3 separate regions of the Mus musculus genome follow, and regions 2 and 3 are each linked to region 1. The links are chromatin loops, found by intact Hi-C in ENCODE. Cell type or tissue: heart. All regions are shown on one strand. Each heading gives the region's core, and the rest is flanking DNA. Links, peaks and the distances in the headings are about the cores only. Region 1 has its middle 7.2 kb from the start of Apol6. Region 2 has its middle 14 kb from the start of Gm35933. Region 3 overlaps Rbfox2 (RNA binding protein, fox-1 homolog (C. elegans) 2).

Region 1 (6,694 bases), core at 900-5,899:
CAGTACACCCTGCACAAAGAAACTTCTCTGAGAGATACAGAGTATCAAATTGTCCTCTAAAGGAATATCCTTATCTTTATCAGTTTACGCTAGAATGGTTCACATGGACATGCTACAGTCAGCCTGCCACATACAGCTGTGGAGTCAACCAACCACAAACCACAATATTGGATTGGCAGAGAGATAACTTCCCATAAATCCCAGCACTCAGGAGGTGGTACCCAGAGGATGAGGAAGTTAAGGATAGCCAGGCTCCATAACGCCACACTGTCTCAGACCCTTATCTTTCCTTGTGGCTTGGGAAAGCACTGCACTAGTACTGAATACGTACAGATGCTTCCTGTTACTGTCAATTACTACCTATTTGCATATCATTACAATTGTGTTAAGTGTTGTAAGTCACAGGAGGACAGGAGCAGGATCATACAGGAGCAGGTGCAGGGGCTTTCTGCAAATACCATGCCATGCTATCTGAGAGAATTGAGCATCCCCAGGGTTGCTGGGGATGCTTGGTGTCTGGAGGGAACCTGCAGTCCTTTCCTCTGAGTATTACAGTTTCAATATGTACACACATGTACGCACGGCTGTCAACACATCAGCCACAGGGGGACGAGCCCAAGGAGCATTCTGACCCTGCAGTTCTCAGATTCCAGGAAACAATTATCTTTTCCTGGCCGCAGTTTCTAAGGACGTTTGTGCTAAAGATGTCTGAGGTTGCTCCTTGTCAAGTGTAGCTGAGTTTCCATCTCTGCCCTCGAGGCTCTGCCTAGAAGCAGCTTTCGGATCCTGGGACTCTCAGGGCAGTGTTTCCCCTCTGAGAAGCGGTAGTTGTGAATAGAGACAGGGGCACAAAACTTGATCCTAAGAACATGACATTTCAGGTCTAGTAGTTTCTCCAGCTGTGCCCTGCCTGACCCTTACTTCCCTTCCCGGGTTCCTGGTGACATCAGATTGTCCTGACTACAGCAGAGGCTGTCACACTCAGGTCCCCTGTGAGTATGCATACATATAGGCATTTACATGCACCTGTGTAAGGCACTGATGTCTATACGCATGCTTTGTTCTTGACTCTCTTGGGAGATGTGAGTTGCTCCTTTTTAAAATCATTTGCTTATTTTAGTTGTATACGAATGTGGCATGTGCAATCATGTACAACTCAGAAGATTGCTTCCAGGAGTTAGTTCTTAACGTTTCACCATGTGGGTCGCAGGGATTGGACTCAAATACTCACCCTCTGAGGCATCTGTCTGGCCCGTGAGAGGCTCTGGGGGTGGGGTATCCCTCCACTTCATCCCACCTCACAGTAAAAACTAATATCATCCTGTATCCTTTCCTCTCTGCAATTAGTGCCCAGTCAGGTGAGATGGGGGCGTTCTCCTGGGCGGCCTGAAGCAGGGTCAGCGCTGGACCAACTGTCCTCTGTGGGTAACACAGGTAGGAGAGGGCATTATGAAATATAGTGTGGCGAGGGGGTACCTTTGGCTGGCCCATGCCAAGGTGCACCCTTAAGAAATTAGGTCTTGCAACAGATCTGGTGTAAAAGAGGTTTATTGGGGGAGGGGAGAGGCTTGAAGACCTGGGGAAGGGATAGGAGGCAGATGAGGGAACAAGTAGACAGGCAGACAGCTGGGGACCAGAGCCATGGGGCCAGAGAGGGCAGACAGAGAGGGAAGAGAGGGACCAGGTACTAGTCCTCCAAAAGGGAGAACAGGGAGAAGGAATGTTGAGAACAGAGAGCTGGGTGGGCGGTGGATCCTTTTATAGGCAGCACATACCAGGCGAGCCTGGATGCAGTCGCAGGTCATGACCCAAGCAGCTCTTAGGTCCCTGAGAGCAGCCCAGTGGAATTGCCTGTGCGCTAACACAGGGGCACGGTGCTGGGGGGGGGGGGGGAAGCGGGAGAGGGGGAAGGTGCAGTCACGGGAACAAAATGCCGGGAGCGAGCTCTTCCTACTTGTTTTGGCTCACAGTTTTAGAGCTTTCTGTTATTGATCCGTTGGCCCCGTGGGCCTGTGGTGAGGCACGCTAACCAACAGTGGAGGAAAGGGCTCATCTCAGGACAGCCAGGGAGGAGGCATGGAGGTAGAGTAAGCGGGGAGGAGGGAGAAAGGGAGGAGGGGAGGATACAAGGAGAGAAAAAAGGAGGGCGAGGGGGAAGAGGACAGGGCATAGGTCCGTCCTCCTCTTCCTCTCTCTCTCTCTCTCTCTCTCTCTCTCTCTCTCTCTCCTCCTCCTCCTCCTCCTCCTCCTTCTCCTCCTCTTCCTCTTCCTCCTCCTCCTCCTAGACAGGATTTCTCTGTGTAGCCCTGGCTGTTCAGGAGTTCACTCTGTAGACCAGGCTGGCCCTCAAACTCAACAGAAATCTGCCTGCCTCTGTCTCCTGAGTGTTGGGTTTAAAGGCATGTGCCACCACACTCAGCTTTGTAGATCCCTCCTCTTGAAGGTCCCATCACCTTTTGGGCTGGAGATATGATTCACATATTAAGAGCCTGTAACTGGTCCTCCAAAGGCCCAAGTTCAATTCCCAGCAACCATGTCAGGTGGTTCACACTGCCTGTAGATCCAGCTCTATGGCATCCAACTCCTCTGTCTTTTTGGGCACTTGCAGTGACATGCATATACCTACACATAGACATCCACATAACTAAAAATAATAAAACAATATTTTTTAAAGGTCATGTTGTCCCCAGCAGCATCCATATGCTGGTCACCAAGCCATTTGCATGTGATCTCTAGAGTCATTTCAGCAGGTGTGCCCTGGAGAGCCCCCAAATAGACCAGAAGGAAAGGCTGGGCTAAGACAGGACCACCATTAAACAGACTCTGGGAGTGGGTTTACTTGGCCCCGTGTCTGGGATGGAGTTAGGCTGACCCTCTGTGGTCTATCACCCTGTCAGTAAGAAGGAGCAGTCAGTTCTTCCTGTCTCAGAGAACCAAGGCAGAGTGGGCTGGCGGCTGGGTTCGCAGGCCAAACCCAATTCCCTTTGCTCCGTGGCCTCTGAGAGCTGAGGAGGTGGGGTTGGAGCTGTTGCTTCAATTCTACCTTGGGTTCCTGGCTTCTCACCAGACAGCAGGGACCCTGTGCAGGGAGTCAATGACCCAGAGGTCAGGAAAGACAGGGCCGGGACTCTCCCCACTCCCCACAGCCCTGTGGTGGTAGGCAGGGACTTGGGAGTGTCTGTGGTCTGTTCATGAGGGGGTGAGGAGAGCTGCACCCCTCCCCCTCAACCAGCAGACAGGGAAACCTGCCAGCGACTGTGGGAGTGGGACTCCCCTGCGCAGCCCGAGCTCCAGATGTTTTTCCCATGAATGCTTTTGCAGAGTGGAGAACCGGAACCACAGTAATCCAGACACTGGCCTGGCCTCCCTCCCCAGGGCAGGGCTTCCCTAGGCTGCCCCGATAGACCCCGAGATCTGCAGTAAATCTCTGCTCCTCCAAGCCTGCATTTTCCCTTCTGTAGACAGCTGAACAATGACCATCCCCACCCCCCCTCCCGCCCCCCACCCCCACAAAGCCGAGCCTGAGACCATGTGACTTGCAATGGGACCATATTTGGAAACATTCTCTGAGGATGAAAAAAAAAATCAAATAACTCTGGAGATGAGGTCATCTTGGCGCTTGTGTGAGTCAGGAAGCCAACAGCAGTGTCCTTGAAAGAGACAGAAGACGATGGGGCTGTTTGCTAGCAAGTAGGGTTGGAGGGAGAAAAGGCAGAAATGCATCAGGCCCAGCCACTGCCTCTCTTAGCCTACACACCAGCAAGCAGGCCCACCTTCTGTTCTAAGGCATGTGGAATATCAAGAAATATCAAGGCCTACAGCCACATGACTGGGAGAGACTTAAGAAACTACAGGGCCTGCAGAAATGGCCAGAACTGCCTCATTATTGGCTGTTTTTTCCCATCCTCTGACCTGAATGCTCCTGAGGAAGGAGGAAGAGGAAGAGAGGGAAGAGGAGTGAGGAGGGGGAGGAGGAGGGAGAAGGGGAGAGAAGGAGGAGCTGAGGGGAGGAGGGAGGCCTCTAAGCAGGTCACTGAGTGGTTATAGCCTCCTCGGTAAGATGGGGAGGGCTGTGGAAAGGCTTAAACCTTCTGCGTCATCCTTCAGTTCAATGTGGTAATGAACTGAGACACAAAGAGGGAGGAGAGGACCTGTGTTAATGTGACCTGGCCCTCTTAAAAAGGAGGGGCTGCAAAGAAAAAGGGATCTCTCCAGGCTGACCAAGAAGCCGGCCAGAACATGTTACACTGCCAAAGAGGCCCCAGAGCGCTACCACAGCCCTAACTGAGTTCTTGGGAGGCCACAGAGCCCCGCTCCCACACAGTACTCCCTGTCCAAGATTCCCCTGAGGCTGTAGCTGGCAGCCACACAGCTCACACACTGTGCCTTTTGGCTTCTGAGTCACAGGGACTAATCTTAACTGTCCATCTGATTGGTGCCCGAACCCTGGGACCGCCCCTAACTCACCAAAATGCTCCAAGTTTAAAATCTCCCCCAGTGAGCTCCCACCCTACTTAAAACCTCACTCTTGGCCAACCCACTTCACAAACTTTCTCGCCCGGCCAGCCTGGTCGTCTTGCAGTTTCCAGGTCACTCTGTGTTGTGTGTCTGCTTCCCCAAGCTTTTTCTCATCATCCCTCAGCCCTCCTGTATGACCAGGGCACTCACCCCTCCACCTGCCCCTGCCCATCTCCCAACATTGGCCAAACGCAGCCATGTTTTCTGATCTCAGGCAATGACGGTAGCTGCAGTGCACCCACCGGGGCCTGCCTGACTTTGCCCTCCTGGCCCAGAGAGGCCTGTCTTTGTCCTCCCTGAAAGTGTTCAGAGCTGGCTGGCTAAAGTGAATAGTGACCCTCTCAGAGGGGTCTCTAAACCTCTCTCTTGGTCCTGAGCACTTCTCTCCTTCCAGTTTTGGCTTGATCCAGGAGACCAGGGGTGTTTGGTGGCCCCCAAGAAGGAAGTTAGGTCCCCGAGAGATGTTGAGCAGAGCTTCAGCGCTAGGACTGAATGGTACTGTAAACGAGGCCTGAACCACTCGGGCCTAGGGCCTGCTCTGGCTCTTGCTTCCTCTAACAAGGCCTGAGAAACTCTCCTCTGTCCTCACAGTGCAGGTCAACCTGTCTCTGACCGCCCCATAAAGCTGCCAAGGCTCCCTGGTTCTTGGAAGTCTCTTCTCGACTTTCCCCCTTTTCTTCCACACCAGCATCCTCAGGGCCTGTCCTGGCTAGTTTTGTTTTGTCAAGCTAGAGTCATCTGGGATGAGGGGACCTCAATTGAGAAATTACCTCTATCAGATAGACTGGCCTGTATGCAAGCCTGTTATGGTTTGTAAATGCTCAGACCAGGGAGTGGCACTAATAGAAGGTGTGGCCTTGTTGGAGTAGGTGTGTCGATGATATGGGTGTGGCCTTTAAAACCCTCATCCTAACTGCCTGGATGCCAGTATCTGCTAGCAGTCTTCAGATGAAGACATAGAACTCTCAGCAAACAGTTTATTGTCATGGCAGAAAATAGATGTGTAAAACCATCCCCCACTTCTCAGGGTGGGCCCGAGATTAAATACCTTTTACAGGGAGGAACTTCTGGGAAGGGAAGTTTATTGGCTAAGCCCTCTGGGCCTAGGTACCTTATTAGAATGGAGAACTCTGTTTTGGACCTATGTGACCATAGGACATGTTTCTTTTATGTGAGAAGCATGTCACATGTTCCAAGTCAGGAGTCTGTCAGGGAGCTGGGAGACACCTAAGCCTCAGGTGTGTGCCCACTGAGCCTCCAGGTCTTGGCCTGCTCTTCCTGGCACAGTTTCACGTCCCACAGTTTCTCATGATAATGGACTCTAACTTGTAGGCCAACTCTACGCTTTCCCGGATAAGCTGCCTTTGTGTTTATCACAGGAAGAGAAAACAAACTCAGACAAGGCCTTCCTTTTTTTGCCCTCTCTGTATACTGATAGGCCAGAGCACACAGTTTCAGTCCAAAACTGTGCTCCACAGGACAAACCGAAGCATCTCCAAATTGCTGGGTAAACCCCTAGCTGTTTTGGGGTACAACTAGAGTAAAGAGAAGAACAAATCCACACCACCCCTATCCGGTGACAGCATAAGGTGGGGGACTAAGATCAGAGATGCCCCAGCTGGGCCTATGGGAGGATGTCGGTGTCTCGGGACCCTGCATGGTGGAGTGGGCTTGACTTTGGAGACACAAATCAGGGTGACCCACGGATGTCTTGTCTTTTTCCTTCCGAGTTTCCCTCCCACAGAGGAGCTTTGGATGCAAGGCTCTGGTTTTTCCAGAGGACAGAGGCCCAAGGTGGAGGAACTGGGGACCCAGGAGAAGGCCTGCAAAGAGGGCACCCCATTCCATGTGAAAGTTGCCAGTCCTAGAGCCTCTGCCCAGGATGCGCAGGCAGGCGACTGCCCTTGCAATGGCTGAATAGATGTGTAGATAGTCCTCGACCTGGAAAGGCTGGACTCCTCCCAAGCTGCCCTGGGCCTGTGGGGTTCCTAATCACTCACGCCATCTGTTGGTGTTCCATTCAGCTGGCCGGCTCAGGCTGCCCCACACCCCACACCCCCACCATGCATACTTGGTTGTCCTCTGCATCCAAACCACCACCACCCTGTCTACATCCCCTCCGCAGGCACCTGAAATGTCTTTCTTGCCCACACCTACCCATGGTTTTAAAACACTA
Region 2 (6,694 bases), core at 520-5,519, 64 kb after region 1:
ACCTGGAGGTCTAGTGGGAGGAGGCTGAGCGAAGAATATAGATTTGGAACAATAGGAAGAATAGTTCAAGTCTACTTATTTACCTCTCAGAGAGCCTGGACTGGCTGATATAATCTGAGGTCCCTGATTTATGGACAGGCAGGAAAGGCAAATTCCAAGACAACTAGCAAGAGGTGAGACTGTTAGTGTCTAACAGCCGCTTGATATAGGGAGCAATTTCCAGCCTTTTGGTTCATGGGATATTGCCAGACCCTTTACAGGGGTAGCTATAGCCAAGAGACTTACAACTGGTGGGTGATGTGCTGCCAAGCCTGGAGATTCTCAACCCATACCCCAGGACACTGGTGGGTGATGTGCTGCAAGTCCTGGAGCAGGGCTGCTGGGTCTGGCTTTGTGTCTGCTGTGGAGTCTGGGGGAGCTAGAAGATGTTCTTCAGACAGACGGACAGTTAAACTGAGTTGGCAGTAGGTGCAAAGGAAAGTTTAGTTTCTTGAGGAGTAAAGATGGCGGTGGTGTTGGGTACAAAAACCCAAAACAGCACAAGCAGTCACAAGAGGCCAGCAAAGCAAGTTCTTTATCTTAATTAGGCAGCAAAAACTGACCAATTAGGGACAACATCACAGACTCAGGAGCCTGACTACATCTAAGAACATTTGCCGTAGTGTTTAAGCAGATTACAAAAATCTATTGTACTCCGGCTGGCTCTGATTGATCGGGGCCGAAGAACAGACTCATGCCGCTGGTTGGTTTAGGGTAACTTGCTTAACATTCACGGCTTACCTTGCCAACCAGGACGTTAGTTACCCACACACATGTCTTTCTTAGCCAAGCAAGTTACCCAGGGAGGTCTTAGGAACTTACATTTTATTTCATCTCTGTTCAAAATGGAAGTTGTATTCAAAATGGTTTCCATTTGGATCCTTCTTACAGTGGTCCCTGGTTTTCAAAGATTGGTGGAAGGGCAGTCTGGGGCCACTACAGAAGACCTGCTTATGACCCAGGCTGACTGTCCACGCTGGCATGAGGTGATTGTCCTTAATGGTGTCCATGGCTCCCCAGACTGGCATCTTTTATTGGTAACTAGTCATTTGTTTTTGTTTTTGTTTTTTGTTTGTTTGTTTGTTTTTGAGGCTTTCTCCATTGGCCATGAGCAGTCTGACCAGTAAGACACACAAAGTGAGTTGACAGGAAAGCAGCCAGCATAACCTATAACCTTTGCCTGTCTCTTTTGTGGCTCACCAGCCACCAAGACAGCTTCACCTCTGCCTTTCCGTGCTCAGTTATTGCAGACTTTGGGGCCACCTTGATGAACCGACAGGTATCCAGCCCTGTAAAACCCTTTCGCTTTTGGAGATTTTTCGGATATCCGAAGCTGACCGAGGGACAAAAGCCAAATTTAACAGCCTAGGGTTTTCCCTAGGGGGGAAAAGGGAGTATAAATTCTGAAAGTTTCTTTGAATCATGAGAAATGCCCCCAAAAGACTCCTCTGGACCCCAAAGAACCTCGGTAGTCTTAAACAGTTAAGACTTAAGGCAGTTTTTTGAGCTGCACCTGAATTCTAGTCATTAGATACCCGTGAAAAGTGTCCAAGGCCTGGGAACTTGTGTACGTGCTGTACGGGGTCCGAGTCACGATGCTTGGATGGAAAAGCTACTTTAAAAGCATTCAAACCAGTGACTGAGGCTTAGAAGTCTCTGCTCCAAACATCCCCAACACACAGGAGTTGCCAGGTCTGGACGACAGATTGCAGGAGGGCAGTTAGGGCTTGGGACTTAGTTAAAATGGAGTATTCGGATCTGAGTCTTCTAGTTATAGGGATCTGAAGCAGACTAGGAAAAGGCGGTGCCCTTCCTCTAAATCATGATGAGGCGGTGCCTCCAGTGACAAAAAACAGAGGCTGGAACCTGAATCCAGGGCATGGAGGGCTCTCAAGAGGAAAACTAAAGATGGTGAAGGAAGTGCAAGAAGTTGGGGAAACCAGATACGCCACGTGACCAGTAATAGCCACGGAGCCGAGGGTGGGGGTGGTGTTAAGGAAACAAAGAGTTTAGATCCAGGAGAAGCCAGTGAAGTAGGGGTGGGGTGCGGAGGTGGGCAGGGTGCGGTGGGACTTCATGGAGGAGTCTGAGGTTGAGCGGGAGAAGGAAGAATCTGCAAGAAGTGGAGTAGATAGGTTGTAGACAAAGGGAAGGGAGACCAGTAGAAGGTTCCTTGGCCTCTGAAGGCAGCAGGACAGGTGGCGGAGGCTGGCGACAAGGAGCCTACCCGCCAGAACCAGAGCAGGGCGTGTACACCACCTCTCCCTCCCCCAGCCGCCCCCCCCCCCCCCCAAGCCCTTCTGCAGATCTTCCGTCCTCCCTGCAGGACCAGGAGTTCCGCATCCGGGATGGGACTGGGCCGGGGCCCAAGTGAGCACAGCCTCTTCAAGTCCCGGGGACTTTGCCATGTGAAACAGGTCCGGGCTCGGGCCCGACCGCGGCTCCAGAACCACCCTCCATTGTCGATCCCCGGGCCCGAGAGGCGCCGCGGGAGGGGTAGGGGCTGTGGCTCCAGGACCTGGAAATTTCCAATCTTTGAGAAAAAAGAAGACATTTCTAGCCCGGGAAGGGGGTGGGGGTGGGGATGGGGGGTGGGACACTGGATACGAACTAGTAACAGCATAGAGAGGGCGACACCTACTGGCAGAATCCTGAAAAACTAGCAGAATGTCAGAGTCAATGTCCACAAGCAACAGAATCAAGAAATCAAATCAACAACTAACTCCCTAGGCTAAACTTGCTTGTCAGGCATTTAATCATTCACACAGTTGGCCATCCATCCATCCATTCAAGCAGAACCGAAACCATATCTCTCCTGAGAGGCGGAATCATAACGCACGTCTCCACTACTGGGGTCCCAACTCAGTGGGAAGGACTGGGAAGAAATTGATCAGAAAATTTCTTCCCAAAGCAGATTTTCTTGGCTTATCCCCTTATCCAGAAGACTCCCCGTCGGGGGCTATCCCTTTTATCCAGAAGGCTCCCTGAGGGGGTTTATCCTCCTCAGCCAGAACCAAAAGCCAGAACCAGACTCACCTCTGAGGAGTGTTAGACACACAGCAGTCACTCCAGCCAGACCTCTCCAGAGAAGAGGAGCCTTGGAATGTCTGTCAGGGGGCACCCCCCACCCTGTAGCCTCTCCATGGCCAGGAAGGTGTGAGCTAGGCTGAGTCCCACAGAGCATGGGGGAGCTCAACAGGGGCCTCCAAATGAAATGATAGTTACTTCCACGCTAGAGACTTACTGGCAGTCATTCGGATTAAGTCAATAAAAGTTCTGAGTCAAGCCGGGCGTGGTGGCGCACGCCTTTAATCCCAGCACTTGGGAGGCAGAGGCAGGCAGATTTCTGAGTTCAAGGCCAGCCTGGTCTACAAAGTGAGTTCCAGGACAGCCAGGGCTACACAGAGAAACCCTGTCTCGAAAACAAACAAACAAACAAACAAAAAAAGTTCTGAGTCCTTTTTAATGGCCAGACCAAGAGTGGGCTCACCCCTCTGATATGAGAACTTTTGGTCTCCAAGCTCAGGGGTACAGCATTTTTAAAGACAACCACAATTACATCAGTGCTTAGGGAGTTATTACATTAGTGAGGGATTTGGAGTGGCCTAGTAACATCTTTGCAAGGTGCAGCAACATCTTCCAGACACCACATATTGTGTTTAGACCATGGTCAATGTTATGGACCATCCAAGGGCCCTCACCGAGGTGAGTGTGACTATTGAGGGTGGATAGGGCAGAGTGACCAGGCAGGCACGCATAACGCTAAGATAAGATGGCTTCCCTTAGCCACATCAGACTACCCTCTACCATGCTTCCTTGGGTGTTGATGGGCGTCTCTATCTGACTCTGGGCTGGGTCTATGATAGAATTTGCCCTCAGGTTACAGGCATGGTGCTTAAGGGTGTGTGTCTTTATCACTGTCCTCAAAGCCTGTAGAGCTGTCCTTTTATGGCTAAATGAGTCCCCCAGCAATAAGGGCAAGACCACATGACAAGCTGTATCACTTTTCCCAAATCCAGAAATCCTCTAAAAGAAACAGTTGAGGGGTTGGAGAGATGGCTCAGAGGTTAAGAGCACTGACTGCTCTTCCAGAGGCCCTGGGTTCAATTCCCAGCAACCACATCAGACACCCTCATATGGATATACATGCAGTCAAATCACCAATGCATATAAAATAAAAACAATAAACAAAAAACCATAAAATATATATCTGTACAAACACAAACATAAATATACATGTACAAACAGAAACAAATATACACATGCACAGGCAAAAATATATACCATGTATGCATGCATAAATATTCACATATACACACATAAACATATAAACATACACATGTACATATATAACTATATATATGTACACACATGCCTAAGTATACACATGTACAAACACATAAACATTCATATATACACACATAAATATGTACATGGACACAAATACAAATATGCACACATACACATATATACATGTACACAGAATAAACATATATGTACACATGTGTATATTTGTATCTCTATGTGTTTATATGTGCATATTTTGTGTGTGTATATGTATATATTTCTTACATGTCTATAGTTATGTGTGTGCATATGTGTGAGTACACATATAGTATATTCATGTGTGCGTACAAGTGTATGTGGAATAGTTATACTGTGCACATGCCTACACACATGTATGTACATGTGTATATTTACATATAGACATGTGTCTGTGTATTTGTGCATATATTGTATGTTTATGTGGGGTGGTGATTTCAATAAGAATGGACCCATAGTTTCATATATATTCAATGTTTTGTTACCAGGAAGTGAAACTTTTGAAAGGATTAGAAGGATTGGGAGGTGTGGCCTTGTTGGAGAAAGTGTGTCAATGGGGGTGGGCTTTGAGGTTTCAGAAGCCCATGCCAGGCACAGTCAGCCCCTGCCCCCCTTTCTCTGCCTGTGGATCAGGATGTGACTTTCAGCTACTGCTTCAGTGCCTCCATACTCCCTGCTGTGATGGTACATGGATTAAGCCTCTGAAGCTGTAAACAATTCCCAACTAAATGCTTCCGTCTTATAAGTCTTGCCTTGATTGTGTTGTCTCTTCACAGCAATAAAAGAGTAACTAAGACAGTGTACATTTACATGTTTGTATATGTTTACCTGTTGTAGTGGCTATTCCTGGTTGTCAACTTGACAATATTTGGAATGAACTACAATCCGGAATTGGAAGGCTCACCAGTGACCCTTATCTGGAGGCTTGGAGATCCTTATCTGGATCTTGGTTTGAAGATCTTGAGCCATAGTGGCTATGGATTCCAGAAGATTGAATCTCCGAGTTAAGGAACACACCTTTAATCTGGGCTATGCCTTTCATCTGGGATTAAAGGTGTGGTGGAACACACCTTTAATCTGGGCTACACCTTTTGCTGGAGACAATATAAGGACATTGGAAGAAGGGAGTCTAGCTCTTGCTCTTGCTCCTTCGCCTGCTTGCTGCGTGAGACTGAGTAACTGCTAGATCCTTGGACTTCCATTCACAGCTGCGACTGAACCATTGTTGGGAATTGGGCTGCCGACTGTAAGTCATCAATAAATTCCTTTACTATTTAGAAATTATCCATAAGTTCTGTGACTCTAGAGAACCCTGACTAATACAGAAGTTGGTACCAGGAGTGGTTCTAGAGTAACAGAAGTACAAGGATGAATCTTTTAAAATACTGGAATTGGCTTGTTGATCCACCAGCACTTTCAAATATTGAAACCTCTCCAGATTCTCTCCCTCCTGGGAGCTCAGAGAATTTTGAAGACCCATGGTTGAAACTATATTCCGAACTTAAAGAAGCTAATGCCCTTGATTTTCTTAATGAATTAGGTGATTCAGTGCACAAAGCTTTCTACAAGATGGGGAAAAAATCGAAAAATGATTTTACTGGCTGGCTGCTCTTAGTATCTGTGGAAAAAATGATGAATGAAAGGAAGGAGTTGTGTGATAAAATCGAAAGGCTCCAGACACAAGTAAACGATCTAAAAGTTGCTAAGTGTGTCCTTGAGGAGAATCTTCTCTCTTGTAGCAATAGAGCTCAAGTTGCAGAAAATCAAACAGAAACTCTCATTGTAAGGTTGGCTGAACTACAGAGAAAATTCAAGTCTCAGCCTCAGAGTGTGTCGACAGTTAAAGTAAGGGCTCTAATTGGCAAAGAATGGGATCCTACAACATGGGACGGGGATGTGTGGGAAGACCATGTTGAAGCTGAGAATTTTGAATCCTCAGATTCTCAAGGGTTTGCCCCACCTGAGGAAGTAGTACCCTCAGCCCCACCTCTTGAAATAATGCCTTCCCCACATGAGGAAATTAATTTTGCAGAGTCTGCTTACGGCCCACCAATAGTTTCTTCTAGACCTGTAACCAGACTCAAAGCAAAACAGGCTCCTAGAGGGGAGGTAGAAAGTATAGTCCATGAGGAAATTCGCTACACTACTAAGGAGCTTAATGAGTTTGCTAATTCATTCAAGCAGAAACCTGGTGAATATGTGTGGGAATGGATTTTAAGGGTGTGGGATAAGGGTGGAAGGAACATAAAACTAGAGCAGGCCGAGTTTATTGACATGGGTCCTCTGAGTAGAGATTCTAGGTTTAATACGGAAGCTCGCATAGTTAAAAAAG
Region 3 (6,694 bases), core at 941-5,940, 110 kb before region 1:
GAGCAAGTCGTCCTCTCTGGGAGCCTTTAAAGTCAGGGACACACGTTAGAATACCACTGGCCGGGGCTCACATTGATCCTGTTGTTCAGACACTTTATACAAATCATTTCTGCATATTTTATTTTTAGCTTATATTGTCCCTAGTGGTAATGAATTTTTAAGCCCATTATTTGCAGTATAAAATATTAATTCTGTGTATTAAAATGCAGTTTAAGTTTCTGGGCCTGTAGAAACCTTTATCAGTTATCCACTCTTTTGCTTATGAGAACCTGTCATTTTCCTTTTTATTAAAAAAAAAAAAGTCCTCTTGTCTTTATAGGAGGGGACTGAAGTGACACACAAGCATCCAAGTAGCTTGTCTGGTGCTTGCAGCTTTTTGTTTGATTCAAAAACCCATGCTATACGAGGACCTTCAGGTTTATTTTATATATCCAAGCTGAAAACACATTTCATAAATATGACTTTTTTCTTAAAGTACAGGAAAGATTGGAATCATTGCCTTGCCCTGCTTTTGCCTACCCTTTCTTCTTTCTTACTTTGCCTTTTAAATTTTTTGATGTCTGGATTTTCAGACTTTGGCATATTTATAAAGGTGTTAATTTTATGGTCTTCTACTCCTCTCCCATTTTTGTTTGCTTACTGTTGTGCTTGAAAACCCCACCCCCTAAAACTGTGTGTGTGTGTATGTGTGTGTGTTAGTGCATGTGTGTCTGTGCAAATGTGTGTGGGTACCAGCAGAAAGGATAAGAGGATGTCAGATCACCCAGTGCTGCCCAGAATAAGTGCTGGGACCTGAACTCAGGTCTTTTGCAAGCACAGTGCAAACTCTTAACCATAGAACCGTCTCTCTAGCCCAAGAGTATCCGTTTGCACATATTTCTTCATATCTGTAAAACACGAGGCCAGCTTCTGCCCATTACACAGACCTGACTGTGGTCTCCAGAGTTTGTTCATGGTTCTATTGTCTTTGCATTCTTTTTGGAATTATTAAAATAACTGGTGAGTGAGAGAACATGGTGGTGTTGTATTGGCAAAGTGCTAACCAATGGTATTACATGTTATATATTAAAAGCCTGACTCAACATTGGGCCAGACAGTCCTGGTGAAGACAGCAAGAAACTCTACTACTGGGATTACTGACTCACAGTTTGAGGGTTGTTTGTTTGTTTGTTTGTTTGTTTTAAAGCTAAGTTTGCAATTGGTCCTTTTTACCTCTCAATGAGTATAGAAGAATTAATATATGTAATCTTTAGGATAGGATCTTGTCAGAATACATTTTAAAATCTTAACTTTTATGAAAAAGTGGCAAAAGGCTTAAATTTATCAAATATTTGCATAATTGAGTCTTTATGTAGAGATGATGAAATTATGTTCAGAATTCAGTATTTTTTTCTGAGGTCATTAGTACAGAACAGAACGGGACCAGCACCCCAGCCCAGTTCACCACTGTGAGCCTTTTAATGTGAGGACTTAAAAGAAGGCTTGTGGTGAGTCAACATTGTCCTGAGCCACTGTGTTCTCGGAGCTCTGTGGTAACTGTTACTGTGCAGGAATGACGCAGGTACCCGTGCGGGTGGATATCCAGGGTGAATATATAGGAAAGGCATCCTTTTTCACTGTAGGCTGAAACACAGCGAAAGCAGGAAAGCAGTTCCCATCAGCCTGAGCTAATGAAGTGAGGAGCTTCAGCATCCAGATGTGCACACCTTGTGTCCCTCAAGCAGGCAGATTTATGGTGACACCTTTTTCAGAATCTCTAGGGTTTCTAGAGGAGAGAAAAATAGGCACATAACTGACCTCCCTTCTCTCCCAGTCCTATGCCCTCATTACATTGCCTCTGGCGTTGAGCGCTGTCCTTGAAAACCTTCCTGTCACCACGCAGCTTTTCGATCCACACCTTTCATTAGACCCACTCTTATCTATAAATGTCCATCACTGGGGGGAAAAAACCTTAATTTTCATTTCTTCTTTATTATCAGATATTCATGGCCGTAATCTCATAAATCTGTATTAACTGTAATAAGTTGTGGTAAGTGCTTCTAGAGCAATATAATTAATACCATCATCACAGCCTTATAATATGCCAGCACATGGTGCCTACCCCTCCTCAGTCTCCCCCTCCTGCCCTATGTGTGTGCGCGCGCACATGCACACACACACTCACTCACTCACTCACTCACACACACACGCGTGCGCACAGTAAAGCACAGGCCAAACTGCCATTCTCCAGCAGGCCTGCTTCTGGAGTTGGGAGCTGTCAGCCTGCTGGGAGGGGTGGGAGGAGGAGGAAGAGGTGGGGCTCTACTCTGATTAATTACCTTCGGCATTCAGGGGTGGGGCTTCCTTCAGCCATCTGCCTGAGATATGGGAGGGAGCTGGAGAAAGAAGGAGGGGGAGAGACTGCCAGAGAGGAAGAGAAAAGAAAGGAAGAAACACTAGAAAGAGAAAGGCAGGAAAACGTTTAAAGGGAGGCCCGTCACCCGCCCTTCGCCAGCTAGCTGGGGACGGGGTGGCAGAGAGCCACAGAGGTGTGCCCCGCTACGGCGGCTTCCAACTGGTTATCATCTGCTTCTTCTGGTTTATGGAGAAAAAGAAAATGGTAACTCAGGTAAGATTTGTATGTCCTCCACACATTTCTGTCTCAGGGATCTACAGAAAGGTCTGGGGTTGCAGTGTAGTAAGCCAAGTTTTAATGAGGGTTGTCTTCTTAAAAAGGCAGATTTATTGTTATCAGCTGAAGTGTCTGTCCTTTGAGCATGTGTACTATATCGTGCCCTTTTCTCCCCCTCCCTCGGCTGCATAGCCGATCCCAGTTTCCTGTAGTGTGCAGCTGTAGCTCAGGAAAGAGCCTGTGGGGATTTGTCTACCTCTTTGTCTTGGTTCTGAGAAGAGGGAGGGAGAGAGACTGCAGAGGTAGGAAGAGATTCTTGTAGACTGCCAGAAAGGGGAGAGGGAGTGACTTCCTTTTAAGAATTGCAGAAGAATTTGTGGCTGGGGAAGCTGATTCACTGGGGTTTCTCCAGCTTGCCTGGAGAATGGCACTTTGCTGCCTTCTTTCTAAACGGATTATCAAAAATGAAGGCTAGGAAAGAATGTTTCCTTTCCGTGGCTTTGTCGTTGGCAAAGGATGTTTTCCATAGGAACCCACGGAGCATCTTGGTGTAGCAGAGGCAGGTACTGCTTTCCCTGATAGAATAAATGTGTCCGTGTAAGTGGCGATTGCCCGCTTTAGAAGACGTTTGAAGGAGATGGAGTAGGAGAAGGAAGATCTTCATCTGTCTTCTCTCCCCACCCCCTCGCTCTGCCTCTCTGGTTGTGTCAAGCAGACTCTGCACTGCATTTTAGCAAGTCATTCCCGGCAGATGGAAAGGTGAATGTTCTTCCGACCCCAGCAGGGCTATTTAGTTGCCACCCTCCAGTTGCTCCTTTACCCACCCACCCCACCCCCACCCTCTTTTTAAAAATCTGTGCCTCGGAAGAAAGTGGTGAGGCTGTGACTTATCAGAACGTCTTTTTTCCAAGATAGATTTTCAAACCCTTTGGTCTCGGACTTGGGACCAGGTCGCCCTAGGCTTCTCTCCCTGGACAGTGCTTTCCTTTTGGAGGTTGCCCCTTTTTTGTATTCTCTCCGCTTTTTCTCAACTAGCCACCACCGGAGGGCGAGAGGCAGTAAGCTATCAGATAGAGGCATCGCCTTTGGTGCTGGAACACTGTTTAGTTAAATGTTATATAATGCCCTGCAGTGCTGTTTGGAAGGAGGGAAACCTGTAGAGATGAATCAGTCCATCCTGACCCAGAGAAGAGGGAAATTTCAAAAGATAAATCTTTCCAAGGAGGGTTTTCTCCTAATCCGAGTTAAGGAATTATCAAGAAGTTCCTCCTTTGGAAAGTAGAGAAACTCTTAAATTTCTTTAATACTTCTTACTCCTTTGTAGAATCTAATTAATGGTTTTTTGGACCATTTTATTTCTTCAGGATCTGGGGGTGGGGGGTGGGGGGGTGGAGGACCCAGGTCTCGATTCTGATGCCTGTGAGATGCTGCTGCTTCACCTTGAGTCCACACATCTCCACCGAGGGGCAGTGTTAGAGGGCAGCCCTCACTCAGCTCTCACGTACATGGTTTAAAATCAATGAAGGACTTATCTAAACAGGAGCTGTTAAAATCAGACTGATGTGGCCTCCGGGAGCATTGCCCCTTGGTGTGGGGAATGCTGAAGTGTGACAAGTAAGCCCTGCCTGCTTGTTTATACTTCAAATTGTGTCCTAATCATCAGGGGGACAGGGAGGGGGGGGAGGTCAGAGAAAAAAGTGGAACCTGGAAAGAGACTTTTAGTGGTTAAAGATTCTAATCAATAAATTTAATTTTTGTGCTTTTTCAGATGTACTAAGTGCTGAAGGAAAGACTTCTTATTTTCTCATGATGAATCCATAGAACTGAAAAGACAGTCAGATCTGTGGGCTTCAGAATTGGGGTGTTTGTTTCAGTGTCTACACCATGTTTCTGAAAGTAATAGGGCTAGTTGTTTGCAATCTAGAAGACAGACTCAGAGGGCATAGTAAATAGGATCAAGTCTTTGGTCTGTCCTGGGCTTGTTTGTCCGCTTTGCTGTATAGGTTTGTACATCTTGAGCCAGACATCAAATCCAAACACTTGATAATGCCCTATCATCTAAGCATTTTCAGTGTAAGCTGTCTGTGCTGGTCAGGGGCAGCTGTTGGTGTGACAATGGCTTGTTACTGGCTAGGATATGAAAAAGTGACTCAAATGGCGTTGCTCACGTTGCATCATGGCTCACTGACTCTGCCTTGGACCCTCCTTCCGGTCCCTTGGCCTCATCGCTGGGTGGAAGGAGTCCTCATCATCCGAGCTTTGTTATTACATGGACTCTAATTTTACACGGCCTCTCGTTGTATTAGCAAACAGCATAATTATTGACAATAAAGAAAGCTCAGCTTTTTAATAAAAATGGAATTTTAATAGCAAAATTTTCATATATTAGTAGCCAGACGTGCTCATGTGATACTTTAAGTAATACCCTTATCTCCTATTCATTTTCATGTTACGGAAGTTTTTTGCTGAAGTCTCTCTTAACTTGAATCACATACTCAAAGATAGTGTTTGTCCTGTCTGTAGATATGCGCCGTGGGTTAAAAGAAAAGGAAAGTCATTCTGCTAATATGTGTAAACTAGGAAAACAAAGCTGAAAAACAACTTTTACCTAATTAATTTAAAAACCACTTAGCAAGACACAAACTCTGTTACACTAAAGGAAAGCTTACATTACAACCTGGAAGCAGATGCGTGCTTGACTCTGCAGCAGGGTGAGGCTGCCAGGTCCCGGAGCACAGGCCCTCCCTTTCTTGGACAGTGCAGTGCTTTGCTGGCATTTTCTTCAAAATCTGTTTTCCATCAGAACCAGGAGAGAAGGTGTTAGGAGTAGGGGAAGCTGGGAAGAAGGTTGCTGTTCCTTTAAATAGTGCTGGGAGCCGGAGTGGCAGCAGGCAGCAGGCCTCTGGAGTGTATTCTTTTGTAATGAATCACCAGCTCCATTGTCTGCTATCTCCCCTTTGTAGCTGGAGACTGAAGTCTTTCACCTGAGCTGTGCCCTCTCAGTTCCTGGGTAGTTGGGCAGAGGAGTGGGAGCAGGCTGTTTTATGCTTTAATTAGAGGCAGATATGATAGCAGGTAGGTTTGCTTTGTCTAGGTTTCCCCTCCCCTTTCGGTTTGTGCTTTCTGATCACTGGTGCTGGGATCTGGTCTATGAATTTTGAAAGCACATCCTGTGTCTGTGAATTGAGTCTCCATTTTGTGGCCTTCATCTGAAATGATTCTGTTCTTTTTTTGCTCCTTTCCACACAGCCCCCCCCCCCCCGCACCCCTTCCCCCTAGACACACAGAGTGGAGCCCACGCTGTTTGTTTTGGCACACTTTCCACTTTCTATGGGCTGCACAGGATTCTGGGGAAGTTTGGGGATAGGCGGGGGTGTGGGTTGGAGGCTAAATTTATGTTCCTTTACAAAGAACCAAAAAGAAAAAGAAAAGGCCTTACTTTTTCCAGTGTCTTCCTTTCTGAATTCTTCTACACTGGTCTATAGCTTCAGTTTTAACCATTTCCTTACTAAGACCAAGACTGACTATTAAACAGTATCACTATTCTCAAAATTCTTTATCTTTCCTGGAAGCTCCTCAGAATTCCATAAATGGGGATGTTAGAACTCTGAATGTCTGCAATGCTGTAAATGTGTTTGTCTCCATCCCATACCGCCTAGCTTGGGGTTTGACAGCTTCCTGTTGAAGCTTGCATTGCTAGAAGACAGCTTTATGCTGAAAGGTAATGACAGCCCTCCTCCTTCTCAGTGGTTTTGTTCTTCCCTGAAGAAATTGCAAAGTCACATCTGTACAGATGGCTATCGGGAACAGTCTCATCTCTCTCTGACTTGTGGTTCAGCTTGTAACCTCTCATGATGTAATGCCTTTCTTTAGGTTGTCTCATGGGAAATCACCCAGGATGAGACCCATCCACTGACCTCAGTCTTAGGGATCTACTGCGCATGCTTGATTGTAGAGCCACAAGTCCTCTCTCAGTGTCCCCTGACATTTCTGAAACTACTGTCAGTTCTTGCCACCACACAGGTTGTACATGGACTCTGCCCCTCACAGTCACAGTGGCTTCCTAGGGAAAACTCTACTGTT

What was found. A loop is a pair of places that touch in the nucleus more often than their neighbours do. Peaks named below come from ENCODE experiments on the same cell type or tissue, not always from the same donor. Only the 100,000 strongest peaks of a DNase experiment are listed, where the experiment ranks them.
Region 2: it touches region 1 in a loop (2.1-fold over the local background); 3 of 42 quality-filtered maps call a loop at or near these places.
Region 3: it touches region 1 in a loop (4-fold over the local background); 6 of 42 quality-filtered maps call a loop at or near these places.

What each region holds. Positions count from the first base shown.
Region 1 is chr15:77,034,510-77,041,203 of GRCm38, reverse strand. It overlaps a transcript of Mb not described here. Among named protein-coding and RNA genes, the nearest start is that of Apol6, 7.2 kb to the left of the region's middle. RefSeq lists an enhancer at 2,440-4,564. In heart, for the core only: a CTCF peak has its summit at 2,908; DNase peaks (open chromatin) are centred at 1,703, 3,313 and 4,363; H3K4me3 peaks cover 769 bases; H3K27ac peaks cover 5,000 bases.
Region 2 is chr15:76,969,875-76,976,568 of GRCm38, reverse strand. No RefSeq gene overlaps it. Among named protein-coding and RNA genes, the nearest start is that of Gm35933, 14 kb to the left of the region's middle. In heart, for the core only: a CTCF peak has its summit at 2,703 (motif pointing left); DNase peaks (open chromatin) are centred at 1,968 and 2,398; H3K4me3 peaks cover 1,267 bases; H3K27ac peaks cover 1,555 bases.
Region 3 is chr15:77,149,444-77,156,137 of GRCm38, reverse strand. The region is part of intron 2 of Rbfox2 (RNA binding protein, fox-1 homolog (C. elegans) 2); the gene reads left to right. Among named protein-coding and RNA genes, the nearest start is that of 1700109K24Rik, 68 kb to the right of the region's middle. In heart, for the core only: CTCF peaks have their summits at 2,240 and 3,631 (motif pointing right); DNase peaks (open chromatin) are centred at 2,287, 2,827, 3,627 and 5,467; H3K4me3 peaks cover 3,993 bases; H3K27ac peaks cover 4,298 bases.